Linked DNA regions of Homo sapiens: region 1 is linked to region 2. The links are chromatin loops, found by intact Hi-C in ENCODE. Cell type or tissue: endothelial cell of umbilical vein. All regions are shown on one strand. Each heading gives the region's core, and the rest is flanking DNA. Links, peaks and the distances in the headings are about the cores only.

Region 1 (12,394 bases), core at 2,758-10,757, 130 kb after region 2:
CGTATACATAAAGTAGCTTATTTTACTCATTGAATATTCTTTTATCTGGTTATATTTGAAAGTAAACTGTGGCTGGGCGCGGTGGCTCACACCGGTAATCACCCAGCCCTTTGGGAGGCCGAGGTGGGTGGATCACCTGAGGTTGGGAGTTTGAGACCAGCCTGGCCAACATGGTGAAACCCCATCTCTACTAAAAACAAAAAATTAGCCGGGTGTGGTGGCAGCCACCTGTAATCCCAGCTATTAGGGAAGCTGACACAGGAGGATCACTTGAACTGGGAGGCGGAGGTTGCAGTGAGCCGAGATTGTGCCACTGCAGTCTAGCCTGGGCCACAGAATGAGACCCCGTCTCAAAAAAAAAAAAGAAAAGAAAAAGAAAGTAAAATGTGCATATATACAATATATATAACTATTTTTTTCAAAGTAGAGATTATACAGAGGGTATTTAAGCCTGTTTTTTACTTAGCAATGTATCTTAGATATGTGACTAAATAGTCCTTTATTTGTAGCTCATTTGTGCTGAATACATCATGTTTTATTTGACAAATCCTTCTATTAGGTATTTAGCTTATGAGCCATTTTCTGCTGTGGTGGACATAATACAGTGGTGAACAGCATTGTACCTAAATCTGAGTGCATTTTCCTGATTATTTCTTTAGACTAAATTGTTGGAAGGCATATCATTTGCATTTCTAAGACTTTAACACATACCTAACATACATGCCAGAGACCTCCTGCATTCAGGTTAACACACTGGGAAGTATTGCCATAATAAAACATTTTTTCTTTTTTATGCCAATTTGAGTGAAGAATGGAATCACTATGTTTATTTTGCTTTTCTTTGATACCTAGTGAGTTTGAGTACTTTTTAATGATTCTTTTGGCCATTTATATTTTGTTTGGCTTATTGTGGTTTTTTTTGCCAGTTTTTCCAGTCTTGTATCTGTCTCTCTTTCCTGGTGATTTATAACAGTATTTTTATATCAAGGACGTGAACACTTTAATAAATGTTATACATATTTTCCCCATTTGCCTGGTAATTTTATGATGTATTGGAGAACTAAGTGTTATTTGCAGATTGTTTTTCTTGGTTTAATTTTCAAATTAGAAGTCTCATTTTTCAAACTCTAAAGTTTCATAGGAAACATTTTTCTTAAAGATGAATAAAAATCTGTCAGAACATGATTTTGTTTAAAGTATTTTATAGATTTCTTATTTGCTTGTCTGCTAAAATAATGCTTGGAACAATCAGCTGCCACCTTTGAATTAAAAAGAAAAGTAAAATTTGGAATAGAAGATTTTCCAATATTATTGTCTCTATATTTTAATATTTTTTTCATATATTTAGACATTTTTTTTTGTAGAGACAGGGTCTTTCTATGTTGTCCAGGCTGGTCTTGAACTCTTGGCCTCAAGTCATCCTCCTGCCTGGGCTTCCCAAAGTGTTGGGATTATAGGTATGAGCCACCATGCTGGCCCCATTGTCCCAGTAAATGTGAACCTTAAGTTTGGGCGCTTTTGGTGTTTAGACCCTTTGGGTACACATAATGTCTGTTGGGTTGATGGTGCTCTTTTGTGTTAATTTCTTTTTTCTTTTTCTTTTTTTTTGAGATGGGGGTCTCACCCTGTTGCCCAGGCTGGAGTGCAGTGGTGTGATCTCGGTTCACTGTAACCTCCGCCTCCCGGGTTCAAGCGATTCTCCTGCCTCAGCCTTCTGAGTAGCCGGGATTACAGGCACACGCCACCACGCTTGGCTAATTTTTGTATTTTTAGTAGAGATGGGGTTTTGCCATGTTGGCCAGGCTGGTCTCGAACTCCTGACCTTGTGATCTGCCCGCCTCAGCCTCCCAAAGTACTGGGATTACAGACGTGAGCCTTACAGACGTGAGCCACCGTGCCTGGTCCTTTGCATTAATTTCTTAGTTTTGCTCTAGTAGTATTAAATTGGAGACTTTTGCATCATACTTAGATAATAGCCTTAAATAACTCTTTCTGATTTTACCCTATAGGGTTCTTGTTTAAAAATCGGCATCCGTTTGTATTCCAGCTCTCTGGAAACACTTGTCCTAGCTAGGTTTTAGGGGTTTGCTAGTCTTGTTGGCTCCTTGAGGTTGTGGAGGGGAGCTTAATGTGTGTAGCTTCACAGCATCTGGCTCAGCACAGCTCAGAATAGGTACTACATGTGCCCTGTGTGCATATCCTGGCATTATCCCTTTAACTGTCTCTAGGAGAAATGAGACCAGTATGGGTTCTGGTTCTGGGGCTGCCTCCAACTGGGGATAAGACTCTGTTTCCCCTCTGTGTCTTCCATTGCCAATGGGGGGCCAGGTTGCAGGATTTCTAAGCCCCTTTTGTTCATTCTTTCCACCCCCTTCATTAAGCACTGTCTTTCAGCAGGGTGCTGGGGAGAAGCAGCCTGCCCAGGCTTAGCCATTTCTAGGTCGTCCTCGTTTTGAGTTCACAATTCTGACCTCTAGTTACTTTAATCTGGTTATTATCTAATCGTGATCACTCCTAGACATTTTGGAGAGGTTTAGAAAGTTTTGGGGTTAACAGACATAAAATAGGATTTTCAGCTTAGTTGAAGGTCAACAGTGCTTGTTCACACGCAAAGGCACAGTTTATGAAGGGAAAAATAGAACCATTTGTGTTAACTGAGCTTGACTTATTAGCACCGATAGTTGCCATGGGAGTGTTTTTTTAACTTTGTCATTTTGCCAGGAATGTAAATCGGGGCATTACTCCTTAGATCTTCATGTAATTAGGAGGATGGACAAAGCCCCTATTTTTCTTGAATCAGGAGTTTATTATCCCGTTTATAATACGGGAGTAAATTAGGAAAGGTGTCTTTAATTTTTTTGTTTGTTTTTGTAGAGACCCTTGTTATGTTGCCCAGGCTGGTCTTGAACTTCTTGGCTCAAGTGAGATTATACAGTGTGAGCCACTACCAGTATCTTTCGTTTTTTCATGATAAGTACAACTTAGGCATTGAGCAAAACTGTTTTTAGTGACTTGTCTTGCATATATATTTATGAATTTTGAGCTTTTAAAAAATCACAAATAGGCCAGGTGTGGTAGCTCATACCTGTAATCCTAGCACTTAGGGAAGCTGAGGCAGGAGGATCACTTGAGCTCAGGAGTTCGAGACCAGCCTGAGCAGCATAATGAGATCTCGTCTCTTTTCTTTTCTTTTTTTTTTTTTTGGGGACAGAGTCTCGCTCTGTCACCCAGGCTGGAGTGCAGTGGTGCAGTCTCAGCTCACTGCAGCCTCTGCCTCCCCATTTCAGGTGATTCTCCTGCCTCAGCCTCCCCAGTAGCTGGGACTACAGGTGCATGCCACCATGCCCAGCTAATTTTTGTAGTTTTTTAGTAGAGTCGGGGATGGGAGGGTTTCACCATGTTGGCCAGGCTGGTCTCGAACTCCTGACCTCGTGATCTGCCCACCTCAGCCTCCCAAAGTGCTGGGAGTACAGGCATGAGCCACGGTGCCCAGCTTGAGAGCTTGTCTTTATTAAAAAAAAATAATAATAATACGTGTTCATTAATAATGGTTAAAGTAGAAAAACAAAAAGAAATAGGACACCACCTACATCTGAAACCCTGGGAAGATCCAGTTAATATTGTAGTAAGTGTCCTAGAATGCCTATCTTGCTGAAGAAGTCATGTTCATAAAGAGAGAGATGTTCTGCCTTTTTTCACCCCACTTTGTAATAGATCATAACTATTTCCCTGTGTCATGATAGTATACTGCAGAGTGGCCCTGTAGTATTTTATCATACAGTGTTTTGCTATCGTAATTTATTCATTCAGTCTTTACATAGTGGATTCTACTTGTCCTACAACTGAAATATGTACAATTACATTCATCTAATTACTTTTCTAGAACAGTGATTTCATTGGATATGCATTTTTGTTATTTTTTTTTTGAGATGGAGCTTCTCTCAGCCACCCAGGCTGAAGTGCAGTGGTGTGATCTTGGCTCACTGCAACCTCCGCCCCCCTGATTCAAGTGATTCTCCTGCCTCAGCCTCCTGAGTAGCTGGGACTACAGGCGGGCGTGTACCACCACACCTGGCTAATTTTTGTATTTTTAGTAGAGACAGGGTTTCACCATGTTGGCCAGGATAGTCTCGATCTCTTGACCTCATGATCTGCTGCCTCAGCCTCCCAAAGTGCTGGGATTACAGGCATGAGTCACCGTGCCCGGCAGACTCTCTTTTTTTTTTGAGATGAAGTCTTGCTCTTGTCCCCCAGGCTGGAGTGCAATGCCATGATCTCGGCGCACTGCAGCCTCTGCCTCCGGGTTCAAGCAATTCTCTTGCCTCAGCCTCCCGAGTAGCTGGGATTACAGGTGCATGCCACCACGCCCAGCTAATTTTTGTATTTTTAGTAGTGATGGGGTTTCACCGTGTTGGCCAGGCTGGTCTCGAACTCCCGACCTCAGGTGATCCGCCCATGTTGGCCTTCCAAAGTGCTGGGATTACAGGCGTTAGCCACCGTGCCCGGCCGGGGAGGGACTTTCTAGCACAAAAGTAATAGAAGAAATTGCAAAAAGATACTAGTATGACTTAAGAGAGACTTAAAAAATGTCCTCTATTTCAAGTGGTATAAACAAAATGGAAAAAGCAGTCATTTGCTTTTTCTGGGGAAAATGCTTTCAGTAGACAAAGGGTTAATATCCTTAACCTATAAGAAACTCTTGCAAAAAGAAAAAGCAAAGTAAAAGTAGGAAAAAAAAAAGAAACTCTTGGCCGGGCGTGGTGGCTCATGCCTGTAATTCCAGCACTTTGGGAGGGCGAGGCAGGTGGATCACAAGGTCAGGAGATCAAGACCATCCTGGCTAATACGGTGAAACCCCGTCTCTACTAAAAATATAAAAAATTAGCCGGGCCTGGTGACAGGTGCCCGTAATCCCAGCTACTCGGGAGGCTGAGGCAGGAGAAAGGCGTGAACCCGGGAGGAAGAGCTTGCAGTGAGCCGAGATCGCGCCACTGCACTCCAGCCTGGGCGACAGAGCGAGACTCTGTCTCAAAAAAAAAAAAAGAAAGAAAGAAACTCTTGCAAATGAATCAGAAAAACCCAAACACGTACTGAAAAAAATGGGTAAAAGGCACTTACAGTTCATAAAAGAACTGTAGACACATGGATCAAAGAAATCAAGATCAAAACCAGATGTCATTCTTTACATGTCATATTTGCAAAAATTAAAAAAAAAAAAACAGGCGGGGCACGGTGGCTCACGCCCGTAATCCCAGCACTTTGGGAGGCCAAGACAGGTGGATCACTTGAGGTCAGGAGTTTGAGACCAGCCTGGCCAGCATGGTGAAACCCTGTCTTTACTAAAAATACAAACATTAGCCAGGCGTGGTGGTGCGTGCACGTAATCCCAGCTACTTGGGAGGCTGAGGCAGGAGAATGGCTTGAACCCGGGATGTGGAGTTTGCAGTGAGCCAAGATGGCACCACTGCATTCCAGCCTGGGCAACAGAGTGAAACTCTGTCTCAAAAAATAAATAAGTAATAAAAAACAATCTAGGAATGGCAAGTGAGGTTAACGTCATATTCTTTCTTTTTCTTTTTTTCTTACTCACCGCTGCACCAATGAAGAAATACATAGTTTTCTTCCGTTGTGCTTTGTCAGTTTGTCTGCATTCCCAGAAGGAATTGGGAAGCTTTTTCATTTCCCATTTCTTACGAGGAAGGCTGGGAAATAACTAAGAATTTGTCTGGGCCTAGCACCTTTTGGAAAAGAGTAATTTGCTTTTGTAATTTTCTCCATTTATTGTTACTTGTTCAGGTTTTCAAAAAATAGTTTTTGGCCAGGCACGGTGGCTCACACCTGTAATCCAGCATTTTGGGAGACCAAGGCGGGTGGATCACTTGAGGTCAGGAGTTCAAGACCAGCCTGGTCAACATGATGAAACCCCATCTCTACTAAAAATACAAAAATTAGCCAGGTGTGGTGGTGGGCCCTGCAATCCCAGCTACTCGGGAGGCTGAGGCAGGAGAATCGCTTGAGCCCTGGAGGCGGAGGTTGCAGTGAGCTGAGATCACGCTACTGCACTCCAGCCTAGGTGACAGAGCGAGACTCCGTCTCAAAAACAAAAACAAAAACACTGAAAAAATAGCTTTCCCCCCAAAATTGCCCATTTCATCAAGATTTTCAAGTGCATACATGTGCCTCTTTTGTAAGACCTTGAAAAAAATACAAACATTGGGAATGATAGTATAAGGATAAAGGATATAAGGGTAGTATAAGGTTAAAAATAAACTTAAAAAACAAAATGCCAAAGCATGAAGAATATGTAGTGTTTGAGTTTGCCCTTGTTTTCAGAAGATATTTGTCATATTCAGGAAGTATCTTTTAATTTGCATTGAAGATATTTGGTTTTTGCTTTTTATTTATTTTTATTATTATTATTTTTTTTATTTTTTGAGACGGAGTTTCGCTCTTCTTGCCCAGGCTGGAGTGCAATGCGCGATCTCGGCTCACCGCAACCTCCGCCTCCTGGGTTCAAGCGATTCTCCTGCCTCAGCCTTCCCGAGTAGCTGGAATTACAGGCATGCGCCACCATGCCTGGCTAATTTTGTATTTTTAGTAGAGATGGAGTTTCTCCATGTTGGTCAGGCTGACCAACTCCTGACCTCAGGTGATCCACCCACCTCAGCCTCCCAAAGTGCTGGGATTACAGGCATAAACCACCGCGCCTGGCTGGTTTTTGCTTTTTAAATCAGGAGGAAGTGTTTTGTCAGCCTTTTTGGCATCTACTGAATTGATAGAATGATTTGGCTGTTCAAAGGTTCTGGCCTGTTATGATACTGGCCCTGGCATTCTCTCCTTCCTGCTTTTGAAGAGTTAACATCCCTTTTTAAGGAAATGATGTTGAGTCAGTGGTAGATGTTAAATAACATAGTAAGATACACAGATGGCAATTCTGTAGTATTTCTTCCCCAGTTTTTTGTTGAATGTTTTCTGTATGAAGTCAGTGTCTGGAAACCACAGCATGTAGTATGTACTTTTGCACATCCTAATTAAGAAGCAACAGAAGCACTGTGAACAGATTCTTGAGAGTTCAGCGGGCCTTGATGGGGGAAAGTCATGTGGCCATGAGTGTGTCCCAAGTGATGTTTCCTCTGACCTGCCGCAGCGCCCAGGCTTTGATCTCAGCCCCGTAGCCTTGCGTGCAAAGGACAGTTTTCATGTTTCCAGAGTGCGGTGGAACCCACGAATGGGAGGGGCATTCAGCGGAGCGCTCTGCCAGAAGTTCAAGGTTGCTTACTGATAGCTCAGTCTTGTTTTTGTTTGTATCGTGATTCCTTCTTAACTCCTTCCTCAGAGATTCCTTTCTCAAAAATGTATTTGCATGTTCCCAGTATTAAAACCTCTGACCCAGTTCTGTGGTTTGGTCTCAGTACTTGTTCTGTGCAGTAGTTAAGTCCTTCCAGCCATCTTGCCACTCAGCTTAGAAAAATACTCTCCAAAAACATGTCTTTAAGGAGTCATAGTACTTTCGCTTCCCCATTCAGAATTTTCCAATGATTTGTAGCTAAAAATGACATTCTGTTAATTTGCACTTTGCCCTCATGGAGCCGTTTTTAATTAATAGTTTTTTAAAGGATTTGCAAAAGAAGCATACACATGTTGAAAAATAATTCTAGCTTGTCAGACTTGTGTTTAGTAAATTGAGAAGGTCACACGATCTTTTCTTATGTCCCCCCACCACTTCAAAGCAGTTTGATCTGTATCCTTGCCAGCCCTGTTCTGTGTACACAAATGCATACTATGTAATTATCCTTTTAATAAAAGTGAAATCATAACCACACATATTGTACAACCTGTATTTTTCAAGGAACTGTATTTGTTATTATAACTTAACTGAAAGTAAGCCATTCTTTTAAAGTGTCTCTCTTGTTTTCTTTTCTCATGTTCTTTTCATTATTCCTCTTGACTAGACATTGATGGATGTCACCTTTGTGCCTCCCTTCTGACATTGCAAATTTCTGATAAACATAGCTTAAGGCTTGGCATAGTGGCTTGTGCCTGTAATCCCAGCACTTTGGGAGCCGAGGCGGGTGGATCACCTAAGGTCGAGTTCAAGACCAGCCTGGCCAGCATGGTGAAACCGTGTCTCTACTAAAAATACAAAAAATTAGCCAGGCATGGTGGCGGGCACCTGTAATCCCAGCTGCTCGGGAGGCTGAGGCAAGAGAATCGCTTGAACCCGGGAGTGGAGGTTGTAGTGAGCCAAGATTGCGCCACGGCACTCCAGCCTGGCTGATAGAGCGAGACTCTGTCTCATTTAAAACAACAACAACAACAAAAAAACCCCAAAAAACCCCCCAAAAACCCCCACATAGCTTAAGATAGATTTATGTGTAGAGATTTTATTTTGAGAAATAAATTACTACTTTTTTTTTCCTTGCATGCAAAATGTTTTAGAAAGGGAAAGACATCAATTTCTTCATTCACGTTCTAATAATTTAAAGTGAGTATTTTTTCCCAAATAGCACAAGACCAGTGTTTAGTTTCCAAAATTAAAAAAAAAAAAAAGACTCATTAATGGTTCCTTGAAGGCTGGACTGGTACCAGTCTGATGGCATTTGTGTGCTATTTAACTTGGGGCCGTTGGCGATTGTTGATGCTAACTTGCCCAAGAACAAATGGTAAAAGTTGATGTCTCAACATAAGGATTTTCCAGTGAAAATCTGGCTAAACTGTTGGTTGCCTTGCACGTTTTTCTTCACAAGGGAGGGCCAGGCTCATGGCTGGGGCTGGGATGGCTGTTCCCAAGACAGCCACTGAGTCAGGCTCTGGGTTCCCTTTATTGTGGAACATATGCATAGGTACAAGAGTGGATAAAACATAGCCGTTTAATAAATAGTAAAAGAAACATCTGTGTACCTGCTCATATCCCAGTTTGAGAAACAGAATGTGACCGGCTTTTTGAGAAGCACCCTCCCCGTGTGCTAGTACATTTTTAAGAGGCTTTAACAGAAAGTGACTTATTTATTTATTTTTTTTAAATCAAAGACCCTGTGCTAGGGAATATGGAGTTTAAAAGTTATCAATGGAGAAATCCCAACTGAGTGCAAATCACTTTTTTTGCTTTTGTTTTGAGATGGCGTGTTGCTCTGTTGCCCAAGTAGGACTGCAGTGGCACAGTCATGGCTCACTGCAGCCTTGACCTCCTGGGCTCAAGGAATCCTCCTGCCTCAGCCTCCTGAGTAGCTGTGACTACAGGTGTGTGCCACCACGACGAGATAATTTTTTTTTTTTTTTTTTTGTAGAGACAAGGTTTCACTATGTTGCCCAGGCTGGTCTTGAACTCCTGGCCTCAAGTGATCCTCCCATCCCAGCCTCCCTACAGGTGTGAACCACCGTGCCTGGCCCAAAATTGCTTTTTATTTATTTATTTATTTTTGAGACAGAGTCTCACTCTGTCATCCAAGCTGGAGTGCGGTTGCACAGCTCACTGCAACCTCAACCTCCTGGGCTCAGGTGATTCTCCACCTCTCAGTCTCCTGAGTAGCTGGGATCACAGGTGTGCACCACCACACTTGGCTAATTTGTGTGTGTGTGTGTGTGTGTGTGTGTGTGTGTGTTTTGTAGAGACCACCCTATTGCTCAGGCTGGTCTCGAACTCCTGGGCTTAAGTGACCTGCCTGCCTTGACCTACCAAAGTGCTGGGGTTACAGGTGTGAGCCACTGTGCCTGGCTGAAAAGTTTTTTTATAGGTGTTCTAAAATACTATCTTTCAAAATACTTTGTAGAAATGGAGAGTGGATTTTTAAAGAATTGAGGGTGCAGTTTGTGACCCTGCCTAGAGACAGGCTGGGGCCTTGGAGGCAGTCCATAAAAATGAAGTAGTAATAGAGCAAATTCTAGGATTGGGCATGGCTGGGTGAAAAATAGACTCCATTCATGCAGAGTACCTCCTGCTAGGTTTGTTATTACTTTTAATTTACCATTTGCTTTTCTCCAGCTAGGTCTTGACTCCACTAACGGGGACTTCTCATACGGCTTTGAACTTGGACCTTGGTGCATAAGCAAATGTAACTCAGCGAATTGTAATGGAAAGCATATGGACAGGTCTACGCCACATCACTTAGGTGCGTGTAAAACACAATCTCCAGTTGTGTTTCCTTTTCCTTTTCTTACTTTTTCTGAAACAGGTTCTTGCTCTATCACCCAGGGTGGAGTGCAGTGGCACGATCACAGCTCGTGGCAGCCTTGGCCTACTGGGCTTATGTGATCCTTCTACCTCAGCTTCCCAAGTAGCTGGGACTACAGACGTGAGCCATGGTGCCTGGCTAATTTTTAAATTTTTTTTTCTTAGAGATGGGGTCTCACTATATTATCTAGGCTGGTTTCCAACTCCTGGGCTCAAGCGATCCTCCTGCCTCTACCTCCCAAAGTGCTGGGATTATAGGCTTCAGCCACCATGCCTGGCTAGTTATGCTTCATGGTAGAATTGGGCTGGCAGCTCTGTAGCATTAGAACCCTTTTGTACTTGACCTTACCTTTGTACGTTTTTTACGTGTTGAGAACGGTCTAAATGCACAACCTTTGGAATAATGAATTGTTAGGTTAATGCTAATGATAAGGTAATAGACTTCTTTAGGCCAAATTCCACGCAAGTAGATTAAACTAGAAAATAAACAGGCACAGTCTTGCCACTTATATTAATTACAAAGTAGGAGGTAAATATTTTCAGTTTTCTTTCATGCTTTTGACTTTATTATCAGCAAAAATTTGTTGAGTACCTCCTGCTCTTGGCCCTCCGTGAGGTTTATACGTGAGGAACCTGGAGTGGAAAGAGATTTAAGAATTGTTTCCTCACCCCTTTTCAAGCATTCTCTGCAGTTTAATTAATGAGACTAACCACATGTACATTACTCAGGAGCATTCTTTTTTTCCTCCTTCTGTTGTTTCCCTTATCCCCAAAGCTTGATGAACATTTTGATTATTTTTAATTTTTTGCTATTATAAGCAATACTGCAATCAAATTTCTTCTTGGGGAAAACATCTTAGCAGTAGTAGTGATGGGCACAGTGCATGACCTTTTAAAATTTGATACATGTATAGGTAAATTATCCTTCAGAAAAGCCGCAAGTGTTTCACATCTGCCGATACATTCTCTCAGATACTCTGCTTCTGGATGTGGTGGTGCACGCCTATAGTCCCAGCTACTCTGGAGACTGAAACAGGAGGATCACTTGAGCCCAGGAGTTCAAGGATTTAGTGAGCTCTGATTGTGCCAGCGCACTCTAGCCTGGGTGGCAGAGTGAGACCCTGCCTCAAGAAAAAAAAAAAAAAAAAAAGGATGCTGTCAGATACATTGACTTGTTAAAACTAAATTTATTCAGTATGGTGGATGTAAAATGTTATGTCAGTGTTGTTTTAAAAAAATTTTATGTGCAGTAAAATTTACTTTCTGTGTACACTTATAAGAGCTTTTACAAATACTTAGAGGGGATCACTCCTTTTAAAAAAATTTTAAGACTTCTAATAAAGGCTGGGTGTAGTGGCTCATGCCTGGAATCCCAGCACTTTGGGAAGCTGAGGCGGGCGGATCACCTGAGGTCCGGAGTTCAAGACCAGCCTGTACAACATGGAGAAACCCTGTCTCTATTAAAAGTACAAAAAATTAGCCAGGCATGGTGGCGCATACCTGTAATCCCAGCTATTCGGGAGGCTGAGGTAGGAGAATCGCTTGAACCTGGGAGGCAGGAGGTTGCAGTGAGCCGAGATTGTGCCATTGTACTCCAGCCTGGGTAACAAGAGGGAAACTCTGTCTCAAAACAAAACAATGACAACAACAAAAAAAACCAAAAAACACTTCTAATAAAGAAGTCTCTACTTACTACTAAAAACAAAACAAGGCCGGGCACAGTGGCTCACACCTGTAATCCCAGCACTTTGGGAGGCCAAGGTGGGTGGATCATGAGGTCAGGAGTTCGAGACCAGCCTGGCCAACATGGCTGGTGAAACCCCGTCTCTACTAAAAATACAAAAATTAGCCAGGCATGGTGGCGCACACCTGTATTGCTAGCTACTCTGGAGGCTGAGGCAGGAGAATTGCATGACCTCAGGAGGCTGAGGTTGCAGTGAGCCGAGATCATGCCATCGTGCTCCAGCCTGGGTGACAGAGACAGACGTCGTCTCAAAAAAAAAAAAGAAAAATACACATCCTGACCTTTTTAATGATTTACCTTGTCAAGCCTGTTTTCTTAGTTCTGAAGGAAGAGGACACCTGGCTCTTTTCTTAGAGGTCACCTTTAATACCAGGTCTTTCTTTGAAATCACTCCCTTAGTTCATCCATTTTTCTCATTGGCATTTTCACCATTGCAGTTGCCAAGGTCATTTTCCTTGGATTAACACAGTAGCTTCTTG
Region 2 (12,394 bases), core at 1,655-9,654:
TGGAGTGCAGTGGTGCAATCTCAGCTCGCTGCCTCTTCACCTCCTGGGCTCAAGCCATCCTCCCAGCTTAGCGTCCCAAGTAGCCGGGACTGCAGGCACATGCCACCACGCCCGGCTAATTTTTGTATTTTTTGTAGAGACGAGGTTTCACCATGTTGCTCAGGCTGGTCTCAAACTCCTGAACTCAAGTGATCCGCCTGCCTCAGCCTCCCACATTGCTGGGATTACAGGTGCGAGCTCTCCTCCCTGTTTTAAAGTGTTTGAGACTGGGCTTGATGGCTTATACCTGTAATCCCAGCACTTTGGGAGGCAGAGGTGGAAGGACTCCCTTGAGCCCAGGAGTTGGAGACCACCCTGGGCAACATAGTGAGACCTCGTCTCTACAGAAAAATTTAAAAATTAGCTGGGCATGGTGACGTATACTTGTAGTCCCAGCTACTTGAGAGGATGAGGCAAGAGAATTGCTTGAGCCCAGGAGTTCGAGGCTGCAATGAGCTGTAATTGCACCACTGCACTCCAGCCTGGGTGATAGAGCAAGACTCCGTCTCTAAAATCATAAAAATTAGGCCGGGCGCGGTGGCTCACGCCTGTAATGCCAGCACTTTGGGAGGCCGAGGCGGGCGGATCACCTGAGGTCAGGAGTTCAAGCCCAGCCAGGTCAACAAGGTGAAACCCTGTCTCTACTAAAAATACCAAAAAAATTAGCTGGGTGTAGTGGCGGGCACCTGTAACCCCAGCTGCTCAGGAGGCTGAGACAGGAGAATCACTTGAATCCAGGAGGCAGAGGTTGCAGTGAGCCAAGATCACGCCATTGCTCTCTAGCCTGGGCAACAAGAACGAAACTCCATCTCAAAACAAACAAACAAAAACATAAAAATTACAAATAATTAATTAAATGTTTGAACCCAGGTATTTGCATTAATGTTCTTCGTTGTCTTTTTCATCTCTATTTCTCTTCCAGTTTAAGAAAACCCCTCCTAAGATCCCTTATAAGGCCATCGCACTTGCCACTGTGCTGTTTTTGATTGGCGCCTTTCTCATTATTATAGGCTCCCTCCTGCTGTCAGGCTACATCAGCAAAGGGGTAAGCTGACGGGCATGTGGGAATAAGTTGTGAGATTTTTAAAATGTTAGCCAAGGCTCTAGTGTGCGTGTGTGTGTGTGTGTGTGTGTGTGTGTGTGTGTGTGTGTGTTTGTCCGTCCCAGTGGTCTGTTTTTTTTGAGACAGGGTCTTGCTCTGTCATCCAAGCTAGAGTGCAGTGGCACAACCTTTACCTCCCTGGGCTCAAGCGATCCTCTCACCTCAGCCTCCCGAGTAGCTGGGACTACACGTGTGTGCCACCACACCCAGCTAATTTTATTTTTTATTTACTTATTTTTGTTTGTTTTATTTTGTGTAGAGACAGGGTTTCACTATGTTGCCCAGGCTGATCTCTAACTCCTGAGGTCAAGCAGTCTGCCTGCCTCAGCCTTCCAAAGTGCTGGGATTGCAGGTGTGAACCATTGCCCCTGGCCAATTTTTTTTCCAATTTTTATGGGTACATAGTAGGTGTATATACTTAGGGGATACATGAGGTATTTTGATACAGCCATGCATTCATAATAATCACATCAGGCTAAATGGGGTATCCATCCCCTCAAGCATTCATCATTTGTATTACATTCCAATTATACTTTTATTTATTTATTTATTTTGAGACAGAGTCAGGCTGGAGTGCAGTGGCATAATATCGGCTAACTGCAACCTCCGCCTCCCAGGTTCATGCTATTCTTGTGCCTCAGCCTCCCGAGTAGCTGGAATTACAGACGTGCGCCACCGCACCCGGCTAATGTTGGTATTTTTAGTAGAGATGGGGTTTCGCCATGTTGCCCAGGCTGGCCTCCCAAAGTGTTGGGATTACAGGCATGAACCACTGTGCCTGGCCTATTTTTAGTTATATATATACATATACACATACATACATACATACATATATATATATTTTGGAGACAGAGTCTTGTTCTGTCACCCAGGCTGGAGTGCAGTGGCAGGATCTCAGCTCACTGCAAACTCCGGCTCGTGGGTTCAAGTGATTCTCCTGCCTCAGCCTCCTGAGTTAGCTGGGACTATGGTGGCAAGCCAGCACACTTGGCTTATTTTTGTATTTTTAGTAGAGATGGGTTTTTGCCATGTTGGCCAGGCTGGTCATGAACTCCTGACCTCAAGCGGCCTGCCCGCGTGGGCCTCCTAAAGTGCTGGGATTACAGGCGTGAGCTACCACGTCCAGCCTTAGTTATTATATTTTTAAATGTACAATAAATTATTCTCTAGTCACTTTGTGCTATCAAATACTAGAGCTTATTCATTCTATGTAACTATATTTTGTACCCGTTAACCTTCCCCATTCCCCCCTACCTTTCCCAGCCTTTGGTAACCATCATTCTACAATATCCATGAGTTCAATTGTTTTAATTTTTAGTTCCCGCAAATGAGTGAGAACATGGAAAGTGTGTCTTTCTGTGCCTGGCTTAATTTCACTTAACATAACGTTCTCCAGTTTCATCCATGTTGTTGCAAGTGACAGGATCTCATTCTTTTTAGTGGCTGAATAGTACTCCATTGCATATATGTACCATATTTTCTTTATTCACTTGTCTGTTGAAGAACACTTTGGTTGCTTCCAGATCTTGGCTGTTGTGAATAGTGCTGTCATAAATATGGAAGTGCAGATACCTCTTTGATAAACTGATTTCCTTTCTTTTGGGTATATACCTAGCTGTGATTGCTGGATCATATGGTAGTTCTATTTCATACTGTTCTCCATAGTGGCTATACTAATTTACATTCCCATCAACATTGTACGAGGGTTCCCTTTTCTCCACGTCCTCGCTAGCATTCGTTATTGCCGTTTTTTTTGGATAAAAGCCATTTTGGCTGGGTGCAGTGGCTCACGCCTGTAGTCCCAGCACTTTTGGAGGCCGAGGCAGGAGGATCACTTGAGCCCAGGAGTTCGAGACCAGCCTGCGCAACATAGCGAGACCTTGTGTCTATATTTTTTAAAAAGCCATTTTAACTAGGATGAGATGATATCTCATTGTAGTCTTGATTTGCATTTCTTTGATCAATGATGTTAAGCACCTTTTCATATACCTATTTGCCATTTGTATGTCTTCTTTTGAGAAATGCCCATTTTTGATTGGATTATTAGATTTTTTTTCCTACAGAGTTTGAGCTCCTTATATATTCTGGTTATTAATTCCTTGTCAGATGGATACTTTGCATATATTTTTTCCCATTCTGTGGGTTGTCTCTTCCTTTGCTGTACAGAAGCTTTTTAACCGGATGTGATCTCATTTATCTGTTTTTGTTTTGGTTGCTTGTGCTTTTGGGGGCATTACTCAAGAAATCTTTGCCCAGTCCAGCATCCTGGAGAGTTTCCCCCATGTTTTCTTATAGTAGTTTCATAGTTTTAGGTCTTACATTTAAGTGTTTAATCCATTCTCATTTGATTTTTGTATATGTCAAGAGATTTGAGGGGTCTAGTTTCATTCTTCAGCATATGGATATCCAGTTTTCCTAATACCATTTATTGAAAAGACTGGTTCTTTCCCCAGTGTATGTTTTTTTGTTTTTTGGTTTTTTTGTTTGTTTTTTTTTTTTTGAGACAGAATCTCACTGTGTCATCCAGGCTGGAGTGCAGTGGCACCATCTCGGCTCACTGCAACCTCAGCCTCCCAAATAACTGGGACCACAGGCATGTGCCACCACACTTGGTTAATTTTTTTTTCATTTTTTGTATAGATGAGGTTTTGCCGTGTTGCCCAGGCTGATCTCGAACTCCTAGACTCAAGCAGTCCAGGAGTACAGTGGTGTGATCACAGCTCTCTGCAACCTCAATCTTCAGGGCTCAGTCGATCCTCCCACCTCAGCTTCCCAAGTAGCTGGAGTTACAGGTGTGAGTCACCATACCTAGCTAATTTTTTTGTTTGTTTGGTAGAGATGAGATCTCATTATGTTGCCCAGGCTGGTCTTAAACTCCTAGGCTCAAGCAATCCTCCTGCCTCAGCCTCCCAAAGTGCTGGAATTACAGGCTTTAGCCACTGCACCCCTCTGACTATGTTTCCCGTTGTGTGTTAATTATGGTCAGTGTGAGGCCCACCCTAGCCTCCCAAAGTACTGGGATTACAGGCGTGAGCCACCACACCCGGTGGATGTAGAATTTTATCAAATGCTTTTCTAGCATCGATTGAAATAATCATATGGTTTTTGTCCTTCATTCTGCTGATACGATTTTATCACATTGATTGGTTTGTATAAGTTGAACCATCCTTGCCTCTCTGGGATAAATCCCACTTGGTCCTGATGAATGATCTTTTTAATGTATTGTTGAATTCAGTTTGCTAGTATTATCCTCCTTATTGAGGATTTTTGCATCAATGTTCATCAGGGATATTGGCCTATTTTTGTTTTTTCGATGTGTCTTTGCCTAGTTTTGGTATCAGGGTAAAACTGGCCTAGTAGAATCAGTTTGGAAGTATTCTCTCCATGTCTGTTCAGAATAGTTTCAGTAGGATTAGTATTCTTTTTTTTTTTTTTTTTTTTTGAGACAGGGTCTCATCTGTCATGCAGGTGTAGTGCAGTGGTGCGATCTCAGCTCACTGCAACCTTTGCCTCCCCGGCTTATGTGATCCTGCCACCTCAGCCTCACTAGCAACTGGGACCACAGGCATATACCACCATGCCCATCTAATTTTTGTATTTTTTGTCAAGACAGGATTTTACCATGTTGACCAGGCTGGTCTTGAAATCCTGAGCTCAAGCGATCTGCCTGCCTTGGCCTCCCAAAGTGCTGGGATTACAGGAGTGAACCACCATGCCCAGCCAAGTATTAATTCTTTAACTGGTATAATTCAGCAGCGAAACCATCTAGTCCCAGGCTTCTCTCTGCTAAGAGACTTTTTATTATGGCCTTAATCTCATTACTCTTTGTCTATTCAGGTTTTAGATTTTTTTCATTGTTCAATCTTTGTTTTTATATTCATGTCTGGTACAGCAGATTCCAGCAGAAAAACCAAAAAGATTTTCTTTTACATTTTGTTCTCTGTTGGCAAAACATGTTTTTCTTCCTTTGAGCAACAGTAAACTTCCATAGTTCCTATAGGGGAGGTGGTGGCAGGTAGGCAAACTTGGCCTCTGAGATATTAGACAGTTTGCCCTGTCATAGTTTGGAACAACATGGCTGAGCCTGGCATACAGGAGTCCTGATTGGTAAAGGGCTGTAGCTGGAGCAGCATGCTGTCATTGTAGCTGTGCAGTGCCATGGACATACTGTCAGTATTTGGAGAGAAATAGCAATTCTGTTATATGTGTGGGGTCACTGTGCCTCGTAAGTCAGTTCCTTCTTACAGTAGGTTTGGTTGGAGTTCCTGTTGAGCTTCAATATGAAACCTTAGAAACCTAAAGTAGTTGGTGGTTCTTTCTCATGGGCTGTCCCCACATACACAGTGTCCAAGTTGTCTTGAACCAATTCTGACTATAATTAACACACAACAGGGAACACAGCCAGCCAGGTGCAGTGGCTCAAGCCTATAATTCTAGCATTTTGGGAGGCTGAGGCAGGAGGATTGCTTGAGCCCCAGAGTTCGAGACCAGCCTGGGCAACATAGCGAGACCTCATCTCTACCAAACAAACAAATGTACAAAATGAGCCAGGTATGGTGACTGACACCTGTAACTCCAGCTACTTGGAGGCTGAGGTGGGAGGATCACTTGAGCCTGGGAAGTCGAGGTTGCAGTGAGCTGTAATCACACCACTGTACTCCAGCCCGAGCAACAGAGCAAGACTCTTACCTCAAAAAAAAAGAAAAAAGAGAAAGAAAAGAAAACCTGAAAGGCTGAGAAAAACACAGAGTTTATTGTAGTGGTATCTGTACAATTACAAAAGGTGAAAAACAACCAAAGTGTCCAGCAGCTGTATGTGGGGCAGTTAGGTAAAACTGTAGTATGTCCATTTCGGTGGAATGTTACACATCCTTACAGTTTAAATGTATGAAAAGGTTTTAATAATATTGGCCACAGGACACAGAGTATGGTGTGTTCACAACTAAGAGCTTTAAAAAAAGGAAAAGAAGCCAAAATATCTGGATGAGAATGGGTCATTTTTTTCTTTATAATTGTTAATATTTTGTAGTTTGTCTTCAATTTATAATCAGGAGGAAACCTTTTCCCTTGGTGGTATACAACTCAAAGAAAAAGTACTGAAGAGTATAAAATACTGATCTAAGGATTAGGTCTGTGACGTTTTATTTTAAAATGTGTAACTCTTACGGTACTAATGTGTTTGCCTCCTTCTGCCACCAGGGGGCAGACCGGGCCGTTCCAGTGCTGATCATTGGCATTCTGGTGTTCCTACCCGGATTTTACCACCTGCGCATCGCTTACTATGCATCCAAAGGCTACCGTGGTTACTCCTATGATGACATTCCAGACTTTGATGACTAGCACCCACCCCATAGCTGAGGAGGAGTCACAGTGGAACTGTCCCAGCTTTAAGATATCTAGCAGAAACTATAGCTGAGGACTAAGGAATTCTGCAGCTTGCAGATGTTTAAGAAAATAATGGCCAGATTTTTTGGGTCCTTCCCAAAGATGTTAAGTGAACCTACAGTTAGCTAATTAGGACAAGCTCTATTTTTCATCCCTGGGCCCTGACAAGTTTTTCCACAGGAATATGTATCATGGAAGAATAGAGGTTATTCTGTAATGGAAAAGTGTTGCCTGCCACCACCCTCTGTAGAGCTGAGCATTTCTTTTAAATAGTCTTCATTGCCAATTTGTTCTTGTAGCAAATGGAACAATGTGGTATGGCTAATTTCTTATTATTAAGTAATTTATTTTAAAAATATCTGAGTATATTATCCTGTACACTTATCCCTACCTTCATGTTCCAGTGGAAGACCTTAGTAAAATCAAAGATCAGTGAGTTCATCTGTAATATTTTTTTTACTTGCTTTCTTACTGACAGCAACCAGGAATTTTTTTATCCTGCAGAGCAAGTTTTCAAAATGTAAATACTTCCTCTGTTTAACAGTCCTTGGACCATTCTGATCCAGTTCACCAGTAGGTTGGACAGCATATAATTTGCATCATTTTGTCCCTTGTAAATCAAGATGTTCTGCAGATTATTCCTTTAACGGCCGGACTTTTGGCTGTTTCCTAATGAAACATGTAGTGGTTATTATTTAGAGTTTATAGCCGTATTGCTAGCACCTTGTAGTATGTCATCATTCTGCTCATGATTCCAAGGATCAGCCTGGATGCCTAGAGGACTAGATCACCTTAGTTTGATTCTATTTTTTAGCTTGCAAAAAGTGACTTATATTCCAAAGAAATTAAAATGTTGAAATCCAAATCCTAGAAATAAAATGAGTTAACTTCAAACATTTCAGAAAACATTTTAATGATTTTATGATATCTTTAATCCCAGTACCTAGATCTACCTTAGTTTCTAGGTAGCTGGCATTGTGGGTCACACTCAACTTTCCCTAACTCTGAGGTTATGGACTTGGGCAACTGGAAGCCTGGACATGCCATCAGCTGAGTTGCAAGGCTGTGGGAAGAGCAAGTTTTAGATGTCTACTCAATATCCAAGTGGAGCTGTTGAGGAGGCAGTTGCGATGCATGTGTGTGTCTAGAGTTTAAGAGTGGGTCTTGGATGGAAATAGAAATTTGGGAGTCAGCATTTGGACAGTATCTTAAAAGCTAGAGGGCTGTTTGAGATCACCAGTAGAGTGAGTATAGTTGGAGGAAAAAAAAAAAACTCAGGAAGTGAGGGACAAAGAGAGGGTGACCTGAAGCAGCCTCCAAGATTAGGGACTTTTGGTAATGGGAATGTTGACTGGGGAGTCCAGTAATCTAGAGTGCCTGAGCCTTGACAGTGAATATGTGAGGTGATACATAAAGCTTTATCTTGGAGAGTGGTTGCCGAGCAAAGCTCAGATCAGAAGGTTTTGGCCAACCAAATGATTTGGTTTTTTTATTTATTATTGATTGATTGATTTATTTATTTATTTATTTATTTATTTATTTATTTATTTATTTTGAGACAGAGTCTTGCTCTACTGCCCAGGCTGGAGTGCAGTGGCACAGTCATTTCTCACTGCAGCCTTGAATTCCTGGGCTCAAGTGATCTTCCCACCTTTGCCTCCCAAAGTGTTGGGATTATAGGCATGAGCTACTGAGCCTGGCCTATTTGGTCCTTTTTTAAAAAGTTGATGCTGCTGGTCAAAAAAATAAACAGAAGGGTATAAAGTGAAAAGTAAACATTTGGGCATGGAGTGGAGAGTGTACATTCACTCCAGCTTACCTCTCAAGATTTTCCAAATAAATTTCTTAATATACCCTTCCTGAAATGCTCTAAGCACATAAATATATATCTGGTTTTTAAAACTTGGGCTCCCATTGTATGGTTCTATAATTTCCCCCCCCCAATTCTATTTTGTATATCTTTCCATATCCATGGAGATCAGTCATATTCTTGTTAATGCACATTATAAGTGTAGTTTTTCATACTATGCATTTAGTAGTCATAGGATCAGAGCAGAAATCAACCAACTTCCTACCTGGGGTAGGAATCTCCTCCAGAGTCCCCTGAGGAATGACCTTTGCTGCTCTGTTTGAACATTCACACTTGTAATCTCATTCCAGCTGGCATTGTTACAGAAGTATCATTTATGAAGCCAAAATCAGACTCCCTGCAACTTCTGTGTTTTGACCATAGTTGTATTATTTGGTGTTTTATAGAAAAGACCTAAACCTCTACGGCCATACTACCCTGAATGCTCCCGACCTCATCTGATCTTGGAAGCTAATCCGGGTCAGGCCTGGTTAGTACTCGGACGGGAGAAAAGATCTAAACCTCCATAATAATGTTGAACATTTCTTGACCCCTTTGCCAGATATTCTGCCAAATACTTTCATTACATATCTCATTTTAATCCTTAGAAAAATCCTGAGTTAGCCGGGCACAGTGGCTCATGCCTGTAATCCCCGCACTTTGGGAGCCCGAGGCGGGCGGATCACCTGAGTTTGGGAGTTTGACCGTCCTGACCAACATGGAGAAACCCCATCTCTACTAAAAATACAAAATTAGTTGGGCGTGGTGACACATGCCTGTAATCCCAGCTACTTGGGAGGCTAAGGCAGGAGAATTGCTTGAACCCGGCAGGCTAAGGTTGCGGTGAGCCAAGATCGCACCACTGCACTCCAGCCTGGGCAACAAAGCCAGACTCCGTCTCAAAAAAAAAAAAAAAAAAAAAAAAAATCCTGAGTTAGATAAGATTCTTAGGTAGGAAGTAGGTGAGATATTTGGGATTAAAGCCTGGGCCTGGTACGGTGGCTCACGCCTGTAATCCCAGCACTTGGGAGGCCGAGGTGGGTGGATCACTTGAGGTCAGGAGTTCAAGATCAGCCTGGCCTAAAAATACAAAAATTAGCTGGGTGTGGTGGCGGGCACCTATATCCCAGCTACTCAGGAGGCTGAGGCAGGAGAATCACTTGAACCCGGGAGGTGGAGGTTGCAATGAGCCTAGATCACACCACTGCACTCCAGATGGTGACAGAGTGAGACTCCGTCTCAAAAAAATAATAAAACAAAAAAAAATTATAAGGCAAAGCCTGAATTCCCTTTACCAGATATGACAGCCAAATGCTTTTAGGTACTGGGCCAGTGAAGAAATGGGGGAGGTGGGTATGGACAGTAGAAGTAGTTGGGGAACCGTGGTCAGTTGTCAGATGTATATTTTACCTGAAAGTAACCTCCTCCCCACTCCAAAGTGTTGACCAGACTATATATCCTAACTTTTTTAAAGGATGTTCTTATTTGCAACAACTCTTATGCCTCCTGTTAGTCATTTCCAAGGCTAAAAACCCTCTCCAGTTGCTTCAGCTGTTCTGCATATGATGGAAATTTCAGATCCGTTGCCACTCTGGTGGGTCTCTTGGTTGAGCTTCACGTGGTCATACCAGAGGCACTTCTGTTCTGCCAGGAATTGTGAGGTGCTGGAGGTACAACAGGAAAATATAGGACTGGGGTAATGAGGAGCACAGGTTGCAAACTAGCAGCCACATGTTGGCCTGCGTTTGAGGATTTATTTTTTGAATTGTTCCATTTTATTTTCTGACCACCTATCCCCAAGTTCTTTTCGTTTCTAAAAAGGGAAATGTTCACATGATCTTGATTTGGGACTTGAAAAATCAGGTAGTCCTTCATTGCAGAGAGGCTCCAGCCAACTAAAGTAAGGTAGTACAAGTTTTAGCTGAGTAGCATTCTCCAGTTCACTAAAGTTTCCACCACTCTTTTATATCCAGCATGCTAATTTTCCTCACTAAGGGCAAAGACTGTGTTTTAAACCCTCCCACAAAGCCTAGCACAGTGCTTGTGGGCACTTAGGTTTATCAAATGAAGAGCTGGAATCGTGTGCATTTCCATCCCAGGACACCATGTTCCTTTGAGGTATGGATAGGTAGGCAAGTACCTACCTACATTTACGTCAGACTCCTAAATGGCCTTCCACCAGCTGCCTAGCAGGCCAGCTGCTCTTCACACAGTTGGTGCTGCCTGGTCAGTCATGCCTCTGCCTGGCACCCTCTGCCCAGGCCAAGGAGCCCAGTTCATGACCTACCTGTACCAGCTGGCACAGGAGAACCTCCTGCCACTGGTGTATGGTAAGGGAACCTGGTAGAAGGACAGTAACAGCACTGGCTTTCTGCTTACCTTTGAAGGGTCCTATACCAATCAATGCACCTTAGTTGCCTTGATTTTTCATTAAGTTCCTATCCTGAGGCTTCTCTCCTAGATTCAGTCCCATAGGCTCCTGGCCTCACAGGTATGTAGTTCAGTGATGGGGCCTCAGTTTCCTTCTAAAGTGGGGATAGAACAATTCCTACCTCACAAGGTGATTGTGAGGATTAAATAAAAACAGTTCCAGATGGTGGTTCACACAGCCTGGCACAAAGTAAGCTGCTGTTTGAGAAAGTAAAGAGGATCACTGCTTTGGCTTCAGGGAGCAGAGCCTGGGATGAGGCAGAGGTGGAGGGAAGAGAGACCATCTGTTACCCTGTTGCCATCTTGAACCTGCTGTTCCATGGCAGAACCACCCCAGAGCCAGCGGCAGGAGCGAGGGTTGATTGCCAGCCCAGGCAGGGCTCCTCTCCCTGACAGCTGCTGACGGAGGGTGTGAGGAGGTCTCAGGCCCCTGGCCCTTTACCAGCATGTGGCTGGGCCTGGAAGGCTGTGTGCTCCAATCCTCTGGAAAAAGTGAAAGGCCCTGCAGGGAAGTCCTTGAAGACAAGAGGTTTTAGATCTGGAGCATCATCAGATCGCCTCTCATGGAGCTTGTTTTTCCTCTATTTTTTCACCTCCCCTCAGTCTTGCTCCTTGCTATGCAAATGCAGTCTGGTCTGTGGACCGGCAGCATCAACATCACTTGGGAAATTTGAAATGCAGAATCTTGGGCTCCTCTCCTAAATCGGTATCTGCATTGTAGCAAGAGCCCTGTATGTCAAGAACCCTACCTGTTAGTTGCATGTCAGTGTCTGAGAAGCGCTGACTGATGGGGGCCCAGTTTCCCTCCTAGTCCATCTCCTCACCTTGAGACTGGACCTCCTCAGGCAGTGCCAATGGGTGGCCCTGGGTGTGGGGGCACTTAGAGGGTATAGTCTGTCCTCTTTGATCCACTATTATTCTCTAGCTAAGACAGTAACTCCCAAAGTCTGCAGAAGCTTCATAGAAATGGCAGAGAAACAATGCAGGAAGACTTTGTGAAGATCATTTTTTGTGATCAGTGAGAAATCGAGACAGGAGTCCCAAAGATGAGGAAGGTCGGTGGCAGGAGTGGAACATGCTTCGGTTCCCTGAAGGCTCAGGGAAGGGGACGATGTGTAATTTATGACCCAGTGAGAGGCAGGATAGGTTTTCTTTCGATTTCTGTGGGAGGCAGGCCTGGTGCCTCAGGAGTTTACTCCGAACACTGGAGGTGCTGGCTTGCCTCCATCCGTGGGTCTCTAATGCCTCCGTTCTTTCATTCCTCTCACTAACACAAGAAGAGCCAACTAGAAAATGCTCCAACCTGAGGGTTAAAGTTTCTTGGCTAAGATGCTAATCCTTCCAGAGGGTTTTCTCTAGAATTAATGTCTACAGAGTTTGCCCTGAGACCACCATCCACCGCGCTGCTTTTGCCCCACAGCTGAACTAATGGCAGCAGCAAAATCACCAGCACATCCTGGGAGGGTCTGTGGCCTGGTAGAGTTGAAGAAAAGCAGTGCCCCTTTGCCCGTAGTTGTGAGGAGATGACTTACATTAGGAAATAGGAGGTGACCATGAGGAACCTGGGCAGTAAGACCAGCTGTCCCTGT

Evidence for each region. A loop is a pair of places that touch in the nucleus more often than their neighbours do. Peaks named below come from ENCODE experiments on the same cell type or tissue, not always from the same donor. Only the 100,000 strongest peaks of a DNase experiment are listed, where the experiment ranks them.
Region 1: it touches region 2 in a loop (9-fold over the local background); 13 of 110 quality-filtered maps call a loop at or near these places.

The regions. Positions count from the first base shown.
Region 1 is chr20:4,968,508-4,980,901 of GRCh38, reverse strand. It overlaps SLC23A2 (solute carrier family 23 member 2), which reads left to right. Exons shown (of 17, transcript NM_005116.6): 2 at 9,983-10,109. Among named protein-coding and RNA genes, the nearest start is that of SLC23A2, 27 kb to the left of the region's middle. RefSeq lists enhancers at 7,016-7,325, 6,581-7,780 and a silencer at 7,393-7,593. In endothelial cell of umbilical vein, for the core only: no CTCF peak of the experiment used is centred there; DNase peaks (open chromatin) are centred at 7,101 and 7,811; H3K4me3 peaks cover 729 bases; H3K27ac peaks cover 2,218 bases.
Region 2 is chr20:5,094,878-5,107,271 of GRCh38, reverse strand. TMEM230 (transmembrane protein 230) reads left to right here. Exons shown (of 4, transcript NM_001009925.2): 3 at 962-1,084; 4 at 6,341-7,422. The coding sequence ends at 6,481. It also overlaps the pseudogene RNA5SP474. Among named protein-coding and RNA genes, the nearest start is that of TMEM230, 12 kb to the left of the region's middle. In endothelial cell of umbilical vein, for the core only: a CTCF peak has its summit at 6,339 (motif pointing right); a DNase peak (open chromatin) is centred at 6,371.